Regions from separate parts of the Homo sapiens genome. Here region 1 is linked to region 2. The links are chromatin loops, found by intact Hi-C in ENCODE. Cell type or tissue: HepG2. All regions are shown on one strand. Links, peaks and the distances in the headings refer to the core of each region. The heading gives the core; the rest is flanking DNA. Region 1 overlaps NUBPL (NUBP iron-sulfur cluster assembly factor, mitochondrial). Region 2 overlaps LOC105370438 (a long non-coding RNA gene).

The links. Peaks named below come from ENCODE experiments on the same cell type or tissue, not always from the same donor. Only the 100,000 strongest peaks of a DNase experiment are listed, where the experiment ranks them.
Region 1: it touches region 2 in a loop (12-fold over the local background); 3 of 110 quality-filtered maps call a loop at or near these places.

The regions. Positions count from the first base shown.
Region 1 is chr14:31,782,004-31,794,490 of GRCh38, reverse strand. It overlaps NUBPL (NUBP iron-sulfur cluster assembly factor, mitochondrial), which reads right to left. Exons shown (of 11, transcript NM_025152.3): 7 at 6,618-6,711. Among named protein-coding and RNA genes, the nearest start is that of LINC02313, 160 kb to the left of the region's middle. RefSeq lists a silencer at 841-1,041. In HepG2, for the core only: a CTCF peak has its summit at 6,891; a DNase peak (open chromatin) is centred at 6,910.
Region 2 is chr14:31,503,863-31,516,349 of GRCh38, reverse strand. The region is part of intron 1 of LOC105370438 (a long non-coding RNA gene); the gene reads right to left. Among named protein-coding and RNA genes, the nearest start is that of GPR33, 22 kb to the right of the region's middle. In HepG2, for the core only: a CTCF peak has its summit at 6,003 (motif pointing left); a DNase peak (open chromatin) is centred at 6,009; H3K27me3 peaks cover 1,014 bases.

The DNA of each region.
Region 1 (12,487 bases), core at 2,042-10,041, 280 kb before region 2:
TCATCATCACTGGCCATCAGAGAAATGCAAATCAAAACCGCTATGAGATACCATCTCACACCAGTTAGAATGGCAATCATTAAAAAGTCAGGAAACAACAGGTGCTGGAGAGGATGCGGAGAAATAGGAACACTTTTACACTGTTGGTGGGACTGTAAACTAGTTCCACCATTGTGGAAGTCAGTGTGGCGATTCCTCAGGGATCTAGAACTAGAAATACCATTTGACCCAGCCATCCCATTACTGGGTATATACCCAAATGAGTATAAATCATGCTGCTATAAAGACACATGCACACGTATGTTTATTGCGGCACTATTCACAATAGCAAAGACTTGGAACCAACCCAAATGTCCAACAATGATAGACTGGATTAAGAAAATGTGGCACATATACACCATGGAATACTATGCAGCCATAAAAAATGATGAGTTCATATCCTTTGTAGGGACATGGATGAAATTGGAAACCATCATTCTCAGTAAACTATCGCAAGAACAAAAAACCAAACACCGCATATTCTCACTCATAGGTGGGAATTGAACAATGAGATCACATGGACACAGGAAGGGGAATATCACACTCTGGGGACTGTGGTGGGGTCGGGGGAGGGGGGAGGGATAGCATTGGGAAAAAATAAAAAAAAAAATAAAAAAAAAAAAGAAAGATAAGGGGGCACAAATCCTTCTACATAAACAGTAATAGCTAGTCAGACTAGCTTTGTCATTGACTCAGTTAATATTAATTGCATAAGCTATAGGCCAAGGTACTTTAAAAGATACTATGATAAATAGGAAAAAATTTTTGCATTCAAGCAGCTTCCAGCCTAGTTGGAAAGATAATACAGTCACAGATAAAACACTCATTCATTGATTCAACATTTCCTGAGTAGCTGCAGAAAGGCACTGAGTTTGGCACCCTGAGAAATGCAAAGATGAAAGAAAAACAGCCTAGCCCTCCAGGAAGTTAACAGTCTGCTGGAGAAGATAACATAGGTATGCAGGTTTTGAATGAAGAACATCAGAAGTGCTATAGGAATAATCCAAATATTATGCTATGTGATTTCCAAAGAGGGGGAAGTGATTCCTAAATGCGGGTTTGGGGAAGATGGCGGGGAGTAGACATTTGAGCTAAATAGCTTTTAAAGATTACACAGGATTTGAGTACTCACTGACTGGGGAGGAAAGGCATTCTAAGTGAGGATCAACTGTGCTGTAAAGACATATTCTGGAAAGTAAAAGGAAGGTGGGAGTAGTGAGTACAAAGGGTTTTTTTCTAGAGGGATCCCAAATTATATGAAGGTGTTTACTGGGAAGGAGAGAGAGATCAAATTACAAGGATATTCAAATGAGAATCTAAAGAGCTTATGTTGTTTATGGGATATGGGACATAAGAAAAGGGAGAAGAACACAGAGTATCTTAAAAGAGTTCTAAAGTCAATGATAAGGAAAGAAAAACTGGGTTTATAATTAGAGAACATACAATTTAGCTAAGTCTGAAAGAGCAGACATGATTTTGACAGGCTGTTACAGGTTCTGTAAATTTATGAAAGTCATGATTCAGCCAGGCCAGCAATTCTTTGGTTGGTGCCATTCCCTCTAAATCTTGGGAGCTGAATCATTTTTGGTACCTTTTTAGATATGCTATCTGTGAAATGACACTGGCCTGAATAAACCCAAACCTCAGGAACTAAGGCTTTAACACACACATAGACACAATCACATGCTCCCCAAATTCCCTTCAACATCCTTTTTGGTAGGACATTTTTATTGTTTGCTACTTTTTTTTTCTTTTTTTGTTTATCTGCATTTCCTTGCTGCTATTTTTTATAATTATAAAATTAATTCAAATTAATACAACTTCAGTGTAGGAAATCTAGTCTTTCATTGTTATCCATTTTAATACTGACTTAATAACCACAACATGAATGTACTAACACTGCCTGCTACAACTCTATACAGACAGCCAGGGTGTCTGAAAATGGGCCATATGTTCAAGGCATATGAATCAGCACAAAGATAATACTGGTCTCTTCAAGAATCACTTGGGGCTATACTCCTAAAAGATGAAGAAAACTGCTTCTAGACTACTTCCAGAATTCTCCTGGAATGTGTGAGTTAAAGAGGCCCAAAGTAGTCTTTCAGGACTCAAAAAAATTACTGAATGTAGTAAGCACCAATCCAGATAACGAGTTGGATATTCATCCCATCGGGGTGCACAAATTTAGGCATATTCACAGATAAATTTATTTTTTTATCAGGGATTACCTAGATTAGAATAATTTCAACCTAAGTGAATTTTAATGGATTAGGGCTAAACTCAGAAAAATTAATGAGTCAAATATTGTTGGGTTTTACATTAGGCCAGTTTGATATAGAGGTCAACAGCATAAGCTTTAAACTCTGTCAAAATGAATATGAAACTTAGCTATGATCTACTGTAATTGTGTTATCTTATGAAAGCCACTAAACCCTTCTGAGATTTAAGAAAATAGAAATCATATAACACCTGTAAGAATTAAATTTGAAAATTAATATATGGAAGACTGTCATCCAATGGCAGTTTATTATTAACAGGCAATCGCCGCGGTACCATTTCATACAGAAATCTACTGTCCATAAAGAATTAGTGCTTTTTATTGATTAAATTATTAAAGAACAAGCAAAGAAAGCAAGGTATGGAGCAATCCTGAATGTTCTACAATGTATCATATTTATTCTTCAAGGTCCACTTCCATGAAGTGTTTCGTATTCCCCTTAATCTCACATTCTCTTCCTTTGAAACCCCATAGCCTGGGTTTAGATGTCTCATAAGCACTTCTCATACTGTGGATTACAGTCATACATGTCCTTTTCTTACCAGCCACTCTCTCCTGCTCCTCACCATGCTCTATCTCTTAGAGCTGGGGCTTTTAACCTGAGGAGTGTAAACTTCCTAAATTTATATACAAAATTAGTGTTTCTGTATACCATATATAAATATATTTTCCTGGAGAAAATCCAGAGTTTTCATCAAATTCTCATAAAAACTTTGAAAGTCAAAAAAGGTAAGGAACTCTTGTCTAGGGAATAGACTTACTTATCCTTTTCTTCTCTATAGTGCTAGGCATTTACCTTGCATATGAATCAAAATTTATTGATATAATGGTTTATTAATAAATCATAAAATAAATTTTAGGTTTGTTTAAATCTTTTTTCATTTTTATTTATTTTTGAGACAGGGTCTTATTCTATCACCCAGTTTGGAGTGCAATAGCATGAACACAGCTCACTGCATCCTCGACCTCCAGGGCTCAAGTGATCTTCCTGCCTCGGCCTCCTAAGTAGCTGGGACCACAAGTGCACGTCACCACTCCCAGCTAACTTTTTTTGTTTAATATTCTTTTGTACAGATAGGGTCTCACTATATTGCCCAGGATGGTCTTGAACTCCTGGGCTCAAGTGATCCTCCTGCCTCGGCCTCCTAAAGTGCTGGGATTACAGGCATGAGCCACTACATCTGGCATTAATGCAATCTTTCAAAATATATTTTCTTGCTTGGTCTTCCTTTAATGTAAAAAATAAATTAAGAATAGTGGTTATCAGGGGCTGGGGAGAATGGAGGATCCATTGAGAGTTACTGTTTTTTGTTTTTTTGTTTTTTAAGACAGTCTCACTTTGTCGCCCAGGCTGGAGTGCAGTGGCGCGATCTCGGCTCACTGCAAGCTCCACCTCCCAGCTTCATGCCATTCTCCTGTCTCAGCCTCCCAAGTAGCTGGGACTACAGGTGCCTGCCACCACACCAGGCTAATTTTTTGCATTTTTAGTAGAGATGGGGTTTCACCATGTTAGCCAGGATGGTCTCGATCTCCTGACCTCGTGATCTGCCTGCCTCAGCCTCCCAAAGTGCTGGGATTACAGGCATGAGCCACCACATCCGGCCAGAGAGTTACTGTTTAATAGCTCCAGAGTTTCAGTTTGAGAAGATGAAGGCTCTGGTGATGGACAGTAGTGATGGCTGCACAACAATGCCAATATATTATTAGTACTACTTAACTGCTCTGCACATTTCACCACCACAACAAAAAAAAGACTATGTCTTACTCTCATGTAATATTAACTGCCTATTACATGGCAGACTCTTCATCAGAGGAAAGGAAAAAGGAAATATACTGGTTAAATGTTAGGATGTAAGAAAGAATGGGGAAGAAAATCTCAACCTCTATCTATATGCAATGCTGGTGTTAGAGTATAAATACAAACTAAAATAGGGTAATTTAATCATAAATCTTGTCCAAAGGGGCTTAAAGAAAAGTAAGTGGAGAAAAAAACTGCTTAGGCAACATCAGTTTATCTGTGTGAGGTAAATTAAACTTTTTCAAGGTGCCAAGTCACTACTCAAGACATAAATGAGAATTTAGCCCAATTTTACTAATGTATTATCTATATGAATAATGCAAGTATTTTGTATGCTTGCAAAAGGCATTCCAAGGTATCAGAAGCACATTTTTTTAAAATGAACATTTGGTAAATATTCTTAAAATTTGTAAATATAAAAGATCCTAAAACTATAAATACCTTAAAAAGGAAAAAGACAAAAAAAAAAAAGAAAAATCACAGTATGAAAAAATGAATTATTTTCATATATCATTTTACTCCCATCTCATATTTTACAGCCTGCCTTATCAAAGAAAAAGTCTCAGACTCAATTAAGATTACAAATATGTTAAAACAGCAAAAGTATCTCTATTAATGAGGCTATACTGATATTTCCAAACAACACGTATATTTTGTCAAAAACTTAGATTCTAAACTTTTGATCATTAAATATCAATGATATTGTTTGGTAATCAGTATATAACTAATTAGCAAAGATACTTTAAAATTCCATTATTTTCCCAGAAATCTTTTATTTATAGATTTGCAACTATTCTTTAGTGGAATCTAGGAAAATCTTCAGAAACAGATTCAAAATAAAGGGTAACTACTGTACTAATATTTAAATTTCGTATCATAAAACAGATATGCATTACCATATTGAAGTAGTATGTATTTGATATAAGCTATGTTTATTGCTTTCTTGACTTTAATATTAATTAGCAGACTATAAAATTCTCCCATAGTTGTATTTACCAAAAAGCCAATTTTCCTAATATTTATTTTTATTTATTTATTTTTTTTCTTTTGAGACAAGAGTCTCACTCTGTCGCCCAGGCTGGAGCGCAATGGCACTATCTCAGCTCACTACAAGCTCTGCCTCCTGGGTTCACGTCATTCTCCTGCCTCAGCCTCCCGAGTAGCTGGGACTACAGGTGCCCGCCACCACACCTGGCTAACTTTTTGTATTTTCAGTAGAGATGTGGTTTCACCATGTTAGCCAGGATGGTCTCGATCTCCTGACCTCATGATCCACCCACCTCGGCCTCCCAAGGTGCTGGGATTACAGGCGTGAGCCACTGCACTCAGCCCCTAATATTTATTCTTATCCAGTGTTCACTCAATAAATATTTACCGAGTGCCTGTCATGTACCAGTAGTATAAATGCTGCACAGCAGTGAACCAGTCATGTTCTGCCTAAAAAATACTTAAATGCTACTGCTTTTCTAGAACACAGATTTATACTACCACCTCTGTGAAGTGTTAGAGCAGACAGATAGCTAGACATGAGCAGGAGAGAGAGCCCCTGAGAAAAGGAGGACTAGAAAATCTCACATCCCAGAGACTACCCAAAACCTGCATGCTAGGTATGAACAGAGAGGAGGGGAAATACCTATGCAGAAAGGAACATCCTGAAATACCCCTTAAGATGCCCAGTAATTGCTCACTCTACAGTTAACCTGTCAGAATGTAGCTAGGTACATGCTGATATGAAGAGAAAGAGGGCAAAGGGGAAATTCCTAAGAGATACACAGGCACAGTAAGTACAGATTTAACCACTTTACCACCTTCCTGGGGTGGCGGTAAGGAGCAACAATGCCATTAAGTAGACTTCATATCCAACACTGGGCACACACATGTGCATCAACTCAGAGTAAGAGAATCCTACAAAACTGTGGCAAGAACTAGTCAGGGACAAGGTAGGGACTTAAAGCAGAAGTGGGAAACTAGCCAAAGACAATGGCAGAGACTTGAGACAGGCAGGAACTTAAAGAAAGAGTCCAACACAATGAAAACTGCAATGTTGAACTCTCAGGGCTGCTGGCTCATTTTCTTTCCAGCAGCCCATTCTGCCTCCTCTTTCAGAGCATACTGTCTCTGCTACTACTTAACCCTTGCTGCTACTACTGAACCCTTGCTGCTACTACTGCTGTTTTTCCAGCCTGCTCCTTTCTTGGCATGTACTTTCTTCAATAAATTCTCTGTTCTTTTTGCTAAAATTGTCTCTTGGACAAATTCTTTCTCCCAAGAACAAGAACCACAGACTTCACTCTTCCTAGTAACAAAAGTCTCATGGTTTTATAAATATACTTATTCTGGTAATATTTTGAATAATTTATGCTTCTGATCTCTAATGAAAAATTTATAAGTGAATGAATATTTTTAAGGCAAAATATTTGCCTAACATGGAGTTTGTTTTTTGGTATAGCAATAACAACACATCAAAAAAAGTACAAATTACTTTAAACTTTGAAGATTTACCTGTTATAGGAATATTCTGTGAGACTGATAACTGCACATCTCCAGTTCCTGGTGGCATGTCTACAACTAAGTAGTCCAGTTGACCCCAATCTACCTAAAAAGATGACATAGATTATATCATTGTATAAAAATTCAATGTTGAATAGTGATGTAAACAAAATTAATGTGTTAATAACAAATATAAAATCATAGCTATCGCTTGAGCCATTGCTAGGTACAAGGCACTGTGCTGAGTCCTAAGGATACATGGATGAATAAATGACAGGCCCTTCCACTAGGAGGCCTTCTTTGAATGGCAAGTTTAAATTTCCAGATGACTCATCCGCATACACACACGTTAATGTTGAACTCACTTCTCAGTAGGCTTCTATTCAGGACCATTCACTTATTTTTACTGGGTGTAGCCCACATTTTGCCTAAAGAAGATATTAGCTTTTTGTCACCTTTTTTTAAATTTTGCATTTCCCATGCTAATATAATTTTTTTAAGTTTATTATATTTCCTTCACAAAAATACACTAATAATGAAACCCAAAACTTAATAATAAAAAATTTAATATAACTTGAGTCCCAATATTATTAACATTTTGATTCTTTCTTTCAAGGCATTTATTTATACCCAGAATATTCACCTATATAACCAAGTCCTTACTGCTCAGCCTTCATTTAGATAGGTCTCAAGGGTACCTCAGGTTCTTTACTCCTCAGATACTTCTTCCTTCTGAGTCCCTAGTCTCTATTAATGGCCCAAGGATCTTCTCAATTGTAAAGCAGAAACGTGGAATGACAATAACTCTTCCTTTTCCTTCACTATCCCCAATCAGTTATTCTGCCTTCTAAAAATCTCTCAAACACACCCACTTCTCTCTTTCTCCACTGCCAAGAACCCAAGTGAGGCCACCACCATCTGTTATTATTAAAGCCTCCCAACCAGCCTCTCTGGCTCCAGCACTGCCTATCTAGTCTGTTCCTAACAACACTGAAAAATGGAAGTTTGATAGTGCTACATTTTGTTTAAAACTCTTCTCTTGCCTTTAGGATAATATCTAAGCTTAAGCTCCAGAACACTCTGCCTGTTCTTCTTCACTTCCTAATTTCTCCTCATTCTTCAGATCCCAGCTTAAAATTCATTTCTTTGGGGAAAGCTCCACTAACTCTCATTAAAGTGTTTCTACTACATACTTCCCCTAATCACCTGTTCATTCATTTGCCCAAGAAATGTTTACTGAATACCTACTATGTATTGGGCATTGAGCTAGGTATTGACGATTAAATGGTATCATGATTCCTGCCCTCACAGAAGTTACAATACAGAGACAGAGATATCAGGCAGATAACTATCCTCATAAATACATAATCACCAGCTTTATAATACAAGAAGCCCTGTGAAGACAGTAAAATGTGCACAGAAAAGAGCTTGCTAACTTTGAGAAATTGAAAGATCAATATGGCTAGAGAGCAGTGAGTGAAGAGAAGGTTATCATTCATTTACTGTTGTTTCATGATCTGTCTTCCTATAAAACGGTAACAGGAGACGCTCAAGACGTTTTCTTTCAAGGAATGAATGGCTAAATGAACACATGCAAAGACTTGATTTTTTTAAACCTAAGTGGAAACTGTATATAATTTCATATTGTGCTCCTTAAAACTTAATAACATGTAATATGTCCTTTCCATATAATCATGCTTTTACTTATTTATTTATTTATTCATTTTTGTGACAGGGTCTCGCTCTATCACCCAGGCTGGAATGCAGTGGCATGCTCACAGCTCACTACAACCTCAACCTCCTGGGCTGAAGTGATCCTCCCACCTCAGCCTCCCTAATAGCTGGGACTATAGACGTGTGCCACCATGCCTGGTCAATTTTTGTATTTTTTGTAGAGACAGGGTTTCGCCATGTTGCCAAGCTGGTCTTAAACTCCTAGGCTCAAGTGATCCTCCCACTTTGGTCTCCCAAAGTGCTGGGATTACAGGCATGAGTCACCGTGCCTGGCCTATAATCATACTTTTAAAATAAAAAGTGTAGATGATATTGGGTCAAACAGATTCATTCATATGTCAACACATCTATTCAACACACATGAATTGAGAATTGACTGGGTGCCAGCCATTGTTCCAGGTGATGGTAATAGAGCAATAAACATAATAAAATCACAACCATGATGGAACTGACAATTTAGTGAAGGAGACATGCAGAAAGATAGATAGACAGATAGACAGACAAACAAATCAGGAAGTAATAAGTGCTGTGAAGAAAACTACAGGTATCCCTTACTACAGCAGTCCACAACCTTTTTGGCACCAGGGACCATTTTGTGGAAGACAATTTTTCCATGGATGGGAGCAGGGGACAGTTTCAGGATGATTCAAGCGATTTACATTTATCATTAGATTTTCACAAGGAGTGTGCAACCTAGATCCCTCACAATAGGGTCCGTGCTCATATGAGAATCTAATGCCACTGCTGATCTGACAGGAGGCAGAGCTCAGCTTCATTCACTAACCCATTGTTCACCTCTTGCTGTGCAGTCAGTTCCTAACAGACCATGGTCTGGTACTGGTCTGTGGGCTAAGGGTTGGGAACCCCTGCCTTACTATACAAAATTATTTGGTCCCTGATTTAGATATCCAGATCAAATAAGAATAAATATTTTAGAAAATCTCTTCAATTACCAAATTTCAGATAGCAAGTATGAAGAGTTCAGACAGCAAAGGATTTATCAAAGAATTTATTTGAATCTCTTTGGTCCCCAAGGTCAGACGGTGTAGAGTAAGGAGAAAGAATTGAATGGTGGAAGGTGCTACTTTAGACAGGGTGGTCAGACTCCTGAATAAACTGAGAAAACAACTGATGCAAATATCTGAAGGAAAGAACTCCAGCCAGAAGCCATAATAAGTGCAAAGGCCCTAAAATAGGAATATATTTGCTACATTCAAGCAATAGCAAAAAAGCCAGTATAGCCTTTATAAAATAGCATTCCCATAACCATTAAACTCTCTCCTTCCCTGACATCGTGTTTTCTTCAAAACATTCCTCAGTATCTGACATTATATGTTGATTTGTTTTTTAGGAATCCTAATTTCCCAAACACATGTACTTGATATTGACATAATGACATACTTTAATAGACTGATGAAATGATGAACATAATGAATTCATTCTCAATACAGGGTTCTTTGGCTTGAAAAATAGTTACCCCGAGACTACCCATGACCTCCATCTATGAAACTGTGAAATAAAATAATTGAAAATCTAAGCTGCTGGAGCTTTACATTATTTTGAGCCCTTAAAGAAATGTGATCATGAGGCCTGAGTCACATGACAGGCAAATGTAACCTAGAAAGCTATAACTCTGTTTCTCTGATTACAGATTAGCCTTCTTCCTTACCTACAATGTTTCAATGTTTTGTAAAATGAATAAAGGGTGTCAGGGAAGGTTCCTTCCCTCTTCTCTGTTGATTTTCCTTATACATTAACTTCCCTCTTAACCTTTCTCATACAAAGACTTCATGACTTCATGACTATCACATTGTCTTAAGATAGAATATTAAATATATTCTTAAATTGGAAAGGAAATGAAAACCAGCTGTAAAGAAAACAAGCCATAGGGAAAAAGAAAACGAACTGTAACTAAATTGTTATAACTCATAAATCAGTCTTATATAGAAAATGTTGTGATCCTGTTAAATTTCTTTGTTTTCTTCCTATATGCAAGACCTTAACTTTTAACTTCAGAGTGCTGACTCCATTTCTCTGGAGTCTGTGTTTCCTGGATGGCCGTTCCTAGCCTTTCACGTTAATAAACTCTTTAAAACTGGATTCTGATCCTTTTGATTACTTCAGGTTGACAAAACTTACCCCAAAAGATGAAGGATCATTTTCCTTTTACATTCTTGGCACTAAAACTCCTAGCACCGGCAGACTGACACGTCTCTGGGTTTCAGAGAACATCAAATGACTGGTGCCAATAATTTATCATTGTTTTTCCCTGGCACTTACTCATATTTATCATGTTACTTTCAATTTCTTATTTCTTTAAAGAAAACTGCTATTGGCCAGGTGTGGTGGCTCATGCCTGTAATCCCAGCACTTTGGGAGGCCAAGGCACACGTATCACTTGAGGTCAGGAGTTTGAGACCAGCCTAGCCAACATGGTGAAACCCTGTCTCTGCTAAAAATACAACAATTAGCTGGGCCTGGTGGTGGGTGTCTGTAGTCCCAGCTACTTGGGAAGCTGAGGCATGAGAATCTCTTGAACCCAACAGGCAGAGGTTGCAGCAAACCAAGGCTGCGCCACTGCATTCCACCCTGGGTGACAGCAAGACTCTGTCTCAGAGAAAAAAAAAAAAAAAAAAGAACTGCTATTAAGGTTCCAAGGAACAAAAAATACTTCACAGTTAAGGCAATTCATTTCAAATGACTCTGAATTGAATTTAATGTACCTGAAAAACACCTGGGCCAGTACCTTCATCACACATAGTAGGCTTTCTATAAAGGCTTGCTGATAAACCAAGCAAATGACCACACAGAATCTAGTGCTCAGACTGAGAAGTAAGTACTGAATTAGGAGGTGGACACCACATGGCAGGATCCAGAATCCAATCAGATTGAGCCCTGGCATACCCCATGGCAGGATCCAATCAGATCATGCTTCCTGGCATCACCTCGTTGCAAGATATAATAAGATCACACCTCATTACCCTATGCTTATAAAAGCTGACCAGCCCCCAGTTCAGGGAGATGGATTTGAGCATTTCCTTCTGTCTCCTTGTTAGCTGACTCACAATAAACCTTTCTCAATGTAAAATCCTGGTGCTCTGGTGTTTGGATTTCCATTGTGCACAGGCAAACTGACCCAATTGGTTTGGTGACAAAATGGTGGCCATGAAAGGACCAAAATTAGGTCTCTCCTTGACTTCTTAAATTTAATAGAAAGACTAAATATGTTTGGTCTCTAAAAATTATGCTATAGGAAAACATGTTTTTCTAATAATTATAAAATGGTTCTTATTTATAAAAGACTGATATGCAATAGGCAATTCAAGATTTCTATGTTTATTTTTGTTTGTTTGTTTGTTTGTTTTTTAGACGGAGTCTCACTCTGTCGCCCAGGCTGGAGTGCAGTGGCACAATCTTGGCTCACTGCAACCTCGTCTCCCAGGTTCAAACCATCCTCTTGCCTCCCCAGTAGCTGGGATGACAGGTGCCCGCCATCACAATTGGCTAATGTTTTTCTATTTTTAGTAGAGACAGGGTTTCACCATGTTGGCCGGGCTGGTCTCAAACTCCTGATCTCAGGTGATATGCCTACCTTGGCCTCCCAAAGTGCTGGGATTACAGGTGTAAGCCACCACACCCAGCAAGATTTCTATGTTTTTAATAAAATTTAAGGTTACTAAGAGTTAAAAATTCTAATTTATAATTCTTCAAATGAACTGTGCCAAAAGGTGTTTCTTGTTTGATTGTTTGTTTGTTTGAGACAGAGTCTTGCTCTGTCGCCCAGGCTGGAGTGCAGCGGCGCAATCTCAGCTCACTGCAACCTCCGCCTCCCAGGTTCAAGCAATTCTCCGGTCTCAGCCTCCTGAGTAGCTGAGATTTCAGGCACCCACCACCATGCCCAGCTAATTTTTGTACTTTTAGTAGAGATGGGGATTCACCATCTTGCTCAGGTTGCTCTTGAACTCCTAACCTCGTGATATGCCTGCCTCGGCCTCCCAAACTGTTGGGATTACAGGCGTCAGGCACTGCACCTGGCCAGGTGTGTTTTTAATAAGAAAAAATTATAAGAAACACATAAAATATGTTCTTCAGTGAGAAAAAAATTATTTTGTCAAATTTGGAGGTTATTTAAAAGAAGCTTCACAATA
Region 2 (12,487 bases), core at 2,472-10,471:
TAAATTTTAAAATATTTAATAAAATATTCATATTATTTACCAAAAGATCCTCTAGACTACTTTAGATGGGGGGAAAAAGCAATATGTCTTACTTTTAAGCCTTAGTCTAAAGCTTAAATCCTAAATAGGATTTTGAATCTCATTTTGAATAATTCAAAGTCTTTGGGAAAAATCAATAATGCCAATATACCAGTGTAATACTTAAAGAAACTTTCTCCCAAAGTAGTATATATTTCTTTCTTTCTTTCTTTCTTTCTTTCTTTCTTTCTTTCTTTCTTTCTTTTTTTTTTTTTTTTTTGATACAGAGTCTCGTTGTGTCGCCCAGGCTGGAGTGCAATGACACGATCTCAACTCACTGCAACTTCCACCTTCCCAGTTCAAGTAATTCTCCTGCCTCAGCTTCCTGAGCAGCTGGGATTACAGGCGCCCGCCACCACACCTGGCTAATTTTTGTATTTTTAGTAGAAACAGGGTTTTGCTGTGTTGGCCAGGCTGGTCTCGAACTCCTGACCTCAGGTGATCTGCCCGCTTTTGGCCTCCCAAAGTGCTTGGGATTACAGGCATGAGCCACTGCCCCCAGCCCTCACAAAGTAATATATTAAAATCAATTTAGTTAACTTCTAGAAAGGGAATCTACTATATTTTTAATCTCTCTATACTAAATATATTACATGACTCAAATACAACTACAGATTAAATTTATGTCTTACACCATTGCCACTGTTCGCACTAAATTTAGGACCTTTAGAACATTATACATACACAGACATCATAAAGAACATATATTTTCTCTCCCTTGTGCATGGCATTTCCAGTTACAGAATATTAGATTACAAGCCCAAAATTGGGATCATGTTCAAAATAAAGAGACTATTCAACTACCCAATTTGTCAGGTATAAGCATATTCTGGTTGTCAATGTTAGGAGAGGGAATTTTCAAATTTTTTAAATTAAATTAAATTAACAAACAAAAAAGTCTTCAACTTAAAATAAAGGTAAATTAAAATAACAATAAGAAACATTTTATTAGTAAAAAATGGTTATTGATGATGGGTTGTTTTAGCCTTTCAGCAGCTATGTTATGGTGTCAACACCTCACTTTCTCTTTGAGGACTTGCCTCTTCTGTATTTGAGTGATCCTGGTGGGGATGATAATCACAGTTGTTCTATTCCCCGTCCCTTCTTGGATGAACACATCCAAGAATGGGTGAAACAGGCCTGGTCAATCAGAGTCCTTCCCAAGGACTGATATGATCAAAACTGTAAAGTTCTTTCTTTCTCCTGACATTCAACCAACATGGTCAATTTCTCCAGTTGCGTGGAAGAAGTCCATTTTTTTGTAGGAGAGAAGAGATCAACACACAGAGGAAAGCAAAGGAGATATGTGAAAGGGAGAGAGAGGAAAAAGGGAAAGGGAGAAAGAGGTCAGACCTAAAAGTGTTACTGATGCTACTTCGTGAAGCCTGAATTCAACCCCTCTACCTCCCCCAGTACATGGACCAGTGAATTCCCTTTTTTCTTTAAACCAGCTTAGGTTTTTTGTTATTTGCAATCAAGAGTACCAACTCAGTGCCCCATCCCCACTAATTGTAGTGACAATATTCATTATTGTGGAGAATAACTATGCATATATGTTACTATTAGGTTTTCCTTTGATTTCATGCAGCAGAAATATGACTACAGTTGCTTAACCAAACACATATTAATTTATTCATGTAACAAGAATTCCAGAGAAAGGAGACCAGAGCTGGTGCAGATGTTCAAGAAAGTCACAAGCTCCTTCTGGCTTCCTTTTCCACCACTTTAACTTGTAGCTTTCATCCTCAAAGTTGCAAGAAGGCTGCTCTACCTGCAGTCAGAAAGAAGAGCGGAAAAGAGGAAAAAGTGTGTGCCAGCAGAGCATGTTCCTTTTATGTAATAAAACAAAAGTGTGTCTCATAGCGGAACCCTGTAACCATCATAGACCACATCTCGGTCATATGGACGTACCTAGATGCAAGGGAGTCTGAGGAAATGAGGCTTTTATAACAAGTCACATTCCCACTTAAAAAAAAAAAAGTCTTTGATTAATGAAGGTGAGAATGAATACTAGGTAGGCAAATGTATGGTCAAAGTCAATGGCCTTACAAATTGGTATAATATTTGTGAAAAACAATTTAGACTTACTATATAGACTTCATACCTGGTGATTTAATAATACCAGTTCTAGGAATTTGTTCTTAAATAATTCAAACTGTGAGAAGACTGTAATAAAGATATTTATATTGATGATCTTAAAAACAGAAAAAATCGGCTGGGCGTGGTGGCTCATGCCTGTAATCCCAGCACTTTGGGAGGCAGAGGTGGGTGTATCACCTGAGATACGGAGTTCGAGACCAGCCTGGCCAATATGGTGGAACCCCATCTCTACTGAAAATACGAAAATTAGCTGGGCGTGGTGGTGGGCGCCTGTAATCCCAGCTACTTGGGAATTGAGGCAGAAGAATCACTTGAACGTGGGAGGCAGAGGTTGCAGTGAGCCGAGTTCGCACCATTGCATTCCAGCCTGGGTGAAAAGGGTGAAACTCTGTCTCAAAAAAAAAAAAGAAAAAAAGAAAAAGAAAAAATCTGCATAATCTAAATATCCAAAAATAAGGAAATGATTATAAAAATTATATGTTTGCAGACTATGTATTGTACAGCCATTAAAAATTATAATTCTTAAGATTATGAAACAAATGGGGAAATGTTTATGATATAATGTTTGGGTTGGTTGGTTGGTTGGTTGTTGTTGTTGTTGTTTTTTGGAACAGAGTCTCGCTCTGTCACCCAGGCTGGACAGGCTGGAGTGCAGTGGCATGATCTTGGCTCACTGTGAACTCCATCTCCTGGGCTCAAGCTATCCCTTCCACCTCAGCCTCCCAAAGTGTTATGATTACAGGCATGAGCCACTGTATCTGACCTGTGATATCATGTTAAAGAAAAGAATTGACAGCATGATTTTTCATAAACTAATATTTTATATACATCAAATACCACAAAGGGAAAAGTTACTGAAAGAAAATACACTAGATGCTAACAGTGGTTGTATTAGGCTGTTGGGGTTATAATTTATTTTTCCACTTTCCTCCAAGTTACAGTTTTAATTGTTTTCTTTAATAATAAATTAATAAAGTAAACATTGATTTTAAATAAATTAGTTTTATCAGTATATATTCATTGAAGTAGTTCTGGGATTTATTCACTATAGATTTATGCTACTCTAGTATTTTTTCCATTGTTTAGCAGAGCACTGGGATTAAAATGACACCTAATAAATATTTGTTGGTAGATTATTAGATGCTTTCTTTTAAACAGTATTAAGAAACAGCAGCAATAGGATGCATGAATGGATAGATAAATGGATCGATTGGTAGATCAATAGATAGATTTATTACAGGGAATTCACCCAAGTGATTATGGAGGCTGGCAAATTTAAAATCTGCAAAGCTGATGTCTCAGTTTAAGTCCAAACAGGAGCACGTTGCTGGAGAACCAGGAAAAGCCCATGTCCTAGTTCAAAGGTCTCAAGCAGGAGAATTCTCTTTTACTTGGAGGAGGGTCCGTTTTTTTTGGTCTATTCAGGCTTTCAACTGAATAGGCCCACCCACATTATGGAAGGCAATCTGCTTTACTTAGTCTATAGATTTAAATGTCAATCTTGGGTCGGGCACCATGGCTCATGCCTGTAATCCCAGCATTTTGGGAGGCCCAGGTGGGTGGATCACTTCAGGCCAGGAATTCAAGACCAGCCTGGCCAACATGGTGAAACCTCCTCTCGACTAAAAACACAAAAATTAGCCAGGCATGGTGGTACACGCCTGTAATCCCAGCTACTTGGGAGCCTGAGGCAGGAGAATCGCTTGAACCCAGGAGGCAGAGGTTGCAGTGAGCTGAGATCACGCCGCTGCACTCCAGCCTCAGCAAAAGAGCGAGACTCTGTCTCAAAAAAAATAAAATAAATAAATAAATAAATGTTGATCTTGGGCCAGGTTCAGTGGCTCATACCTGTAATCCCAGCACTTTGGGAGGCTAAGGCGGGTGGATCACTTGAGCTCAGGAGTTTGAGACCAGCCTCGGCAACATGGCAAAAACCCGTCTCTACAAAAAATACCAAAATTAGCCAGTTGTGGTGGTGCAAGCCTGTAGTCCCAGCTACTCTGGGGGCTACGCAGAAGGATGGCTTGAACCCGGGATGTAGAGGCTGGAGTGAGCCGTGATGGCGCCTCTGCACTCCAACCTGGGCGACAGAATGGGACTCTGTCTCTAAATAAATGTGTGTGTGTATGTTAATCTTATCCAAAAACTTTCCATAGAAATAGCCCAAAAAAAATTTGACCAAATATCTGGGTACCCTGTGGCCCAGACACATAAAATTAACCATCACAAACAGTCACAGGTGAAACTAAATTTATGTCACATGTTGGATTAGATTTAAATCTTTTTAAATCACCAGGTCTTTCCTCTGTTTAATGCCGGTGTGAAGTTTATACATCTTTGCATTTTACCTCCATGCCTTTGCTCACTGTGCTCCCTGAACTTGAAATGTTTTTCCTGTAATTGCCACATTTCTATATCCTTAATATCTTTAAACCCTGCTCAAATGCAACATTCTTCACAAAACCTTCTCTGATTCCTACAGTCTTCATACCTCCTACCCCGACCTCCTATAGACACATCAAAATAGAAGTAGGCCGGGCATGGTGGCTCATGCCTGTAATCCCAGCCCCGTGTGAAGCTGAGGCAGGACGATTGCTTGAGCGCAGGAGATCAAGACTAGCCCGAGCAACACAGCAAGACCTCATCTCTACAAAAAAAAATTTTTTTAATTAGCCAAGCATTGTGGCACACACCTGTAGTCCTAGCTACTTTGAAGGCTGAGGTAAGAGGATTGCTTGAGACCAGGAGTTCCAGGTTGCAGTGCACTGTGATCACACCACTGCACTCCAGCCTGGGCGACAGAGCAAAGCCCTGTTTCTGAAAGAGAAGAGAAGAGAAGAGAAGAGAAGAGAAGAGAAGAGAAGAGAAGAGAAGAGAAGAGAAGAGAAATAATTTTTTCCTTCTTAATACATAAAGTGCCTCTTCTCTAATGGTATGTCTCACATCTACCTTGTTTTATAGGTTTTTATGAATAGATTTTTTAGTCTACAAACTTCTTCAGGAAAATATATATGTCTAATCCAGTTTTGGGTCTCCTGAGTACCTAGCATTGAGTAGACTTTAAACATTTATTTGTGGAATTAACATATTTTATACATTTTTCTCATAACTAACAGAGTCAGCAATTTCTTGAATAAAAAATAGTTCAAAAACATTTTCTAACTAAGCAACAGAGTTCAAAGTACTCACATATTGAGTAGTTTAAGATAAATACACCTTTAGCTGGTTAGAATTTTCAGTCACTTTTTAACAAATATGTTCTATATGTTTAACCGTAATTTTGTTTTTTAAGATGGTGTCTCACTATGTGCCCAGGCTGGGCTTGAACTCCCAGCCTCAAGTGATCATCCCACCTAGGCCTCCCAAAGTACTGGGATTACAGGCATGAACCACTGTACCTGGCCCATAATTTTAAGTATTAATTGTCAAGTGCACTTAAGGCAAAGCATAGGGAAATTGTTTTGATTATGTTAATATTTTTCCTTTACTGCCACTTTTCCCATCTTTGAAGTCCAAGGCATTTAATCCTTTCATCATTCATTCTAATTAGACAGGTTTATTTTTCACACTTACTCTTTGGGCAAAGGCACAAGTTGAACAAAACTAATTTAGCTGGTCAACCATAGAACACCTTGTTCCTCACCCTTTGGAGAAGTTACATCACCTTTCTGTTACATTATTTCTGAAGGACCCCATAGAATCAACAGATCTCCAACAACCAAGAATATATGCTAGCACCTTCTGTGAATCCATATTTCACTACAATTAGTACATGTCACAGCTGGCATTTAAATAATCTTTCAAATGTATCAAAAATTTCAAAGCTTTTGTTGTTTCTCCCCCTAGTGGTCAATAATAATCATTAAAATGGAAAAACTATGTAAAGGTGATATTCAATGTGGGTGAAAGGTGGGGATGAACATTCAATTAGATTGTAAATAAATATGAATGTATTCAAACCTATGTCTCATAATCTGAGAAGTGATTTATTTGGGATAGAATTTCTTTAGACACCACACACAAATACTCTCTATACTTATTCTCTGAATAATACTTATATTTTATCCTAATAATTGTTTAAATACATGCTGCATAGTTAATTTCCTGTTTAGAAAAATGTGGTTTTCATTAGTCTTATGGGATCTGGAAAAAAAGAAAAATAAATAAAATATGATTTTCATACCAAATTACCTGAGACATTTTAGTAACGTGTATCACTAAATATTTTTAATTTTTAAAAAATGTTCACCTGAGGCCAGGCACAGCGGCTCACACCTGTAATCCCAGAACTTTGAAAGGCTGAGGCGGGTGGATCACTTGAGGTCAGGAGTTCAAGACCAGCCTGGCCAACATGGTGAAAACCCATCTCTACTAAAAATGCAAAAATTAGCCGGGTGTGGTGGCGGGTACCTGTAATCCCAGCTACTTGGGAAGCTGAGGCAGGAGAATTCCTTAACCCGGGAGGTGAGGGTTGCAGTGAGCTGAGATTGTGCCACTGCACTCCAGCCTAAGCAACATAGCGAAAGTCCGTTTCAAAAAAAACTAAAACAACAACAAAAAACATTTAAGTGTGTGTTGGGCATTTTCACATATCAGAACAATCAATCTGCTACCTTTTAAAAAAGGATTGCATATTATTCCAATGTGTGCATTACTTTTTTTTTTTGAGACAGTCTTGCTTTGTCACCCACGCTAGGTTGCAGTAGCGTGGTCTGGGCTCACTGCAACCTCCACCTCTGGGGCTCAAGTGATCCCCCCACCTCAGTCTCCCAAGTAGTTTGAACCACAGATGCACGCCACCACGGCGGCTAATTTTTGCATTTTTTGTAGAGATAAGGTCTCACCATGTTGCTGAGGCATGAGAATCACTTAAATCCAGGAGTTAGAGGTTACAATGAGCCAAGATCGAGCCACTGCACTGCAGCCTAGGTGACAGAGTGAGACCCTGTCTCAAAAAAAAAAAGGAAAAAAAATATGTTTCCTTCATAGGTGTGTGTCTTTATTTTTAAAATAAAGAAAAAAAAAAGTTTCCCTAATTGGACAATGCTTCCCCCCTCCACCCTCCATTTAATTTTCATTGGCTGTTTGCTCTTATGTAATGTTCCACTTTCAATTTTTATTTTCTTGCTCATAAAATATTATGGAAAACTTGTTTAATTAGAAATAAATTTCAGGCCGGGCACAGTGGCTCACGCCTGTAATCCCAGCACTTTAGGACGCCGAAGTGGGTGGATCACCTGAGGTCAGGAGTTCGAGCCAGCCTGGCCAACATGGCGAAACCCAGTTTTAAAACCAAAAGCCCCATATTCCAGGAACCCCTCAGCCCCAGATCCAGACAAACCAGGACAGCTAGTCATTCTAACTCCTCTCCTTATGGCTACTTTTTTTTTTTTTTTTTTTTTTTTTGAGACAGAGTCTCACTCTGTTGCCCAGGCTGCAGTGCAGTAGTGTAATCTCGGCTCACTGCAGCCTCAACCTCCCACCTCAGCCTCTCAAGTATCTGGGTCTAGAGGTGTGCACCACCAAGCCCAGGTAATTTTTTTTATCTTTTGTAGAGACAGGATTTTGCCTTGTCACCCAGGCTGCCTTACAGCTACTTCTTAGCAAGGTAGCATCACCTCCTTGACCTTTGAGGCAACGTGGGGCAGGGGACTCAAGGAAAACTTCGGTCTTTTCCAGAAATAACTCAGCTCTTTCCTGACCCACCTCTGACCTAGCTGCAGCCTGCCTCCAAGTATCCCAGGGCACACAAGAACACCACTGACCATGACCCAGCACTTGGGCTACAGCACATTCTGCTTCCTGACCCTGCTTTTCTGCTCCCCATCTATCATTGACAGTCTCACTCTCACTGAGAGGGCCACCAACTCCCACACAACTCTACTCCCTGGGACTCTGCTGCTATAGAAAGACTCCTTTTTTACCACATACGTCAGAGTTTTACAGACTTCGTTTTTAGAGCAAGATCGCATTCTTTACTAAGACTTAGCATGCAGAAAAGGAAATAAAAGAGTGGTTTTATCCTCACAAACAGGGTAAGGATAACAGGCAATTTCTTTTTCTTTTTCTTTTTTTTTTTTGAACTCTTATTTTGGTGTTGAGCAAGTAGGTAGATGTATTTAAAAATCAAACTAGTTAGGAGTAATATCGATTTAAGAATATCAAGAGTAAGAACAATGAAAACATATTCTTATATGATTTGTTACCTGTTGCCATTTTATCAGTGGCTAATGTTTGACCACAGGCTCTGAAAATTTAAATTTTAAAATCATGAGAATAAAATAAATATTATAAAATTTTTTTTAATTGTAGTATTTATTTTTTAAATCAGGTTATACTTACACCTGATAAAACATTCAAGCCGGGCGAGGTGGCTCATGCCTGTAACCCAAGCAATTTGGGAGGCCAGGGTGGGCAGATCACCTTAAGTCAGGAGTTCGAGACCAGCCTGACCAACGTGGTAAAACCCCATTTCTACTAAAAATACAAAAATTAGCCGGGCGTGGTGGCAGGCGCCTGTAATCCCAGCTACTCAGGAGGCTGAGGCAGGGGAATTGCTTGAACCCAGGAGGTGGAGGTTGCAGTGAGCCAAGATCACGCCATTGTACTCCAGCCTGGGCAACAAGAGCAAAACTCTGTCTCAAAAGAAAAAAAAGAAAAAAGAAAAAAATTCAAAACGGGTAGTCTGTCTTTCCAACCTTGTACCTCAGTCATCTTGTTCCCTACCCAGTAACAGGCAATTTCTTTAGGCACATTATAATAGTCACAAGTCAAGCTGACTATGAAAAAATGTTAAATCTTCCACAACGTTAACTATAAAAGTGTTAACTTGGAACCCTAGTTTAACAAATTTTGAATTTCTAAGGATATCAAGAGCATGTTTTTGAAAAGGGCTACACGTTTTTTTTCCATGAAAAGTAAAACGTAAGGGCTAGGCGACAAGCAACTTTGTCTGTTATAGAGGCTGAGCCGTATGATCCCAGCTCTGTGTGTTGCAGAGGCTGATTTCTCCTCCAGTAAACAACCTACTCATCAACCACTCAACATCAGCAGAAATAAAACCATCATCTTCCCCCCAAAACCATTGTTTCTCTTTCTCCATTGTTCTTTAAACAAACCACACCACTAACCAGATGCAAAAACCAAAAATTTAGGAGGCATCTTTGGCTCCTCCCTCTACGTCACTGCCATATGCCATCAGTCCTCCATGGAAATGTTTCTCAAACTCTGCCTTTGCTCTTTCCTCATGGCACACACCCTGATGGGGTAGCTATCATCTCTCACAAGACTCCTATGGGTCTGCATAATTGCCCCTCTCCAATTAATTCTCTATACTACTGCCACATGTATGGTGTTATGGCTGAATTATGTTTCCATAAAATTTGTATGTTAAAGCCCAGTATCTCAGAATATGACTGTATTTAGAGACAAGGCCTTTAAAGAGGTGACTAAGTTAAAATGAGATCATGGAGGGATCTCAATCCAATCTGAGCGGTGTCCTTCTAAGAAGAAATCCTTATAAGAAGAAGAAAGAGACGTGAGGGGCTCACACACACAGAGAAAAGACCATATAAAGAGGCAGTAAGAGGGAGGCCATCTGCAAGCTAAGGAGAGAGACCTCCAAAGAAACCAAGCCTGCAACATCTTGATATTGGACTTCCAGCCTCCAGAACTGTGGGAAAATAAATTTCTGTTGTTTAAGCCAACCAGTCCATGGCATTTTGGCAGCCCTAAAAAATTAATACATATGTTGTCTTCCCCCTTCCCATCACCCTTAAAATAAAATGCAAAGGAATTAATATGACTATAAAGCTCTAGATGATTTGGTCCTATGCACATCTCTTGCCTCATTCCTTTCCCTAGCTCTCTGCCCCTAGCTGTGCTGAACTTCTCCCAGTTCTCAAACATACCTGGGGCCTTCTCACAAGGTGCTTCCTTTGCTGGAAGTACCAGTCCCCCATCTTTGTTACCCACCTAAATTCAAGTCTCAGCTCAGAGTCACTTCCTTAAGAAAATCTCCCTGACTCCCTAGTCTAGGTCAATCTCCTCTTTGTTTCTATCACTAAACACAGTTGTCATTATTTGCCTCATACCTACTGGTTTTTCTATTAATTAAGAAGCTCCACAATAGCTGAATCACTACTGCCTGGTTTATTTTTCTATTTACAATGGCAGCACAGTATTTGGCACATAGCAGGACTTCAACAGCATTCATTGGCCATAAGACTGATGCTCTCTTTCTTTCACTATCTACAGCTACTTCTGTTGAGAAATTGAGACATCAATTGGCTTAGTTGGAGAAGCTCCTGGGACAGCATCATAAGATGCCTAATATGCAGCTATCCTTCCCCGCAGACTCTATTTTCACTGGCACCTATAGCTTCCCAGGAGATGTAGTAAAAAGGAAGAATGGCTAATAGACCTCAACATTCCTCTCTTACACCCTGTCCCATATGACCAGAGGGATCATGCAAGCTGAGCTCCGGAGATAGCCTGTATCACAGACTAGCTGAGAACACTTCTGTAAAATGGTATTCAGAGAGGGACTATGAACTAGCCTAGCAAACACTACAGTATTTTGAACTGCAGCCAAGATCATCTACAAAAATAATTCTTGGAATGTTAAAGAGGATATTTTAAGGCTAGGAATGTAGTAAGAGGAACACATATTTTCAAATAGGAATCTGGAATGTTCTGCAAGTTCTGATAATCTCACTAAAGTGAGAGGTCATTAGCTGAGTTTTATTCCAAAAGGAAGGGAACAAACACCTCCAGGGTGCTAGAAATGAAAGACTTCACAGAGACAGAAGTTAACTCTCTGTTCTGAAAAACCATCTCTCAAAAGTTTTTCTTTCCTTTGGTATGGCCTAGATCTTGAAACAGGGCAGTATATCTTTTATTTCTCTAAGGAGCTGCAATATTCTATTATTTGCCATGAGAGAAAATCTTTGTGACCTACATCTTCTATCCAGGTCCCTGAGCCATCTTCTTTCTGGTGCCTACAGTGACTGAGACACAGGATTCCTGGTCCTGATGTATGAAGCAATTCCTGCAGAGGTCTTGGAGGTCTTGCTTTAAGGCAGGAGGAGACTGCCTGCATGCAAGATAATGGCTGGCTAGCAAAGATAGGTGTGAAAAGGTCAACCAGCAGGTTGACTCTATGAAATATGAATTTCAGCACCATTTCTCTTTATAGTTTTAACAATTACTAGATGCCAGTTATATTCATATGTTTTGTCTCTTTAATCCCCAGAATAACTTGCAATGGAATATTAGGCAACCATTAAAATGACAATACAGGCTGGGTGTGGTGGCTCATGCTTTTAATCCCAGCATTTCAGGAAGCTGAGGTAGGCAGATTGTTTAAGCTCAGGAGTTTGAGGCCAGACTGGGCAACATGGCGAAACCCCATCTCTATGAAAAAAATACCAAAGAATTAGCCAGGCATGGTGGCACATGCCTATGGTCCCAGCTACTCGGGAGGCTGAGGTGGGAAGTTCACTTGAGCCAGGAGGTTGAGGCTGCAGTGAACCATGATCATGCCACTGCACTACAGCCTGAGCCACAGAACAAAACCCTGTCTCAAAAAAAAAAAAAAAAAAAAGATAATACAGATGTGTGTTTGTTAACATATTAGTTTACTGATATGGAGAACATTTAAAACAATTTTTTTTTTGAGACAGGGTCTTGCCCAGGCTGGAGTGCAGTGATGCAATCATAGCGCACTGCAGCCTTGACCTACTGGGTTCAAGCAATCATCCCACTTTAGCCTCCCAAGTAGCTGGGACCACCAATGCATGCCACCATGACTGGCTAATTTTTTAAATTTTTGTAGAGATGTGTTCTCGATAAATTGCCCAGGCTGGTCTCGAACTCCTGGGCTCAACCAATCCTGCCGCCTTGGCTTCCCAAAGTGCTGGGATCACAGGCATGAGCCACTGTGCCAGGCCAGAAAACATTTAAAACATATTAAATGGAAAAGGTTACCAAACAGAATACATAGAGTCGGCCCATTTTTATAGAAATATACATACATATTTAGATTTATATACCACAGCAAAATATCTAGTGAGTCAAGCACTTTTTAAAAATCTCTTTATGATAAATAGGGAATATCTGAAACACGGAATCTAGTAGGACTGAGGCCATATCTTATAAAAATAGTAAAGCCAAGATTTAAATCCAAGTATTTCTGAAGCCAAAGCTCCAAAGCTATTTTGTACTTTGCTAGGTTACTTTCTTAGTCAATCTTGAAGCAGTGACTAGACTTCCTCAGAAGAATGCTTTATTTATAAAATAAGGAAACCCA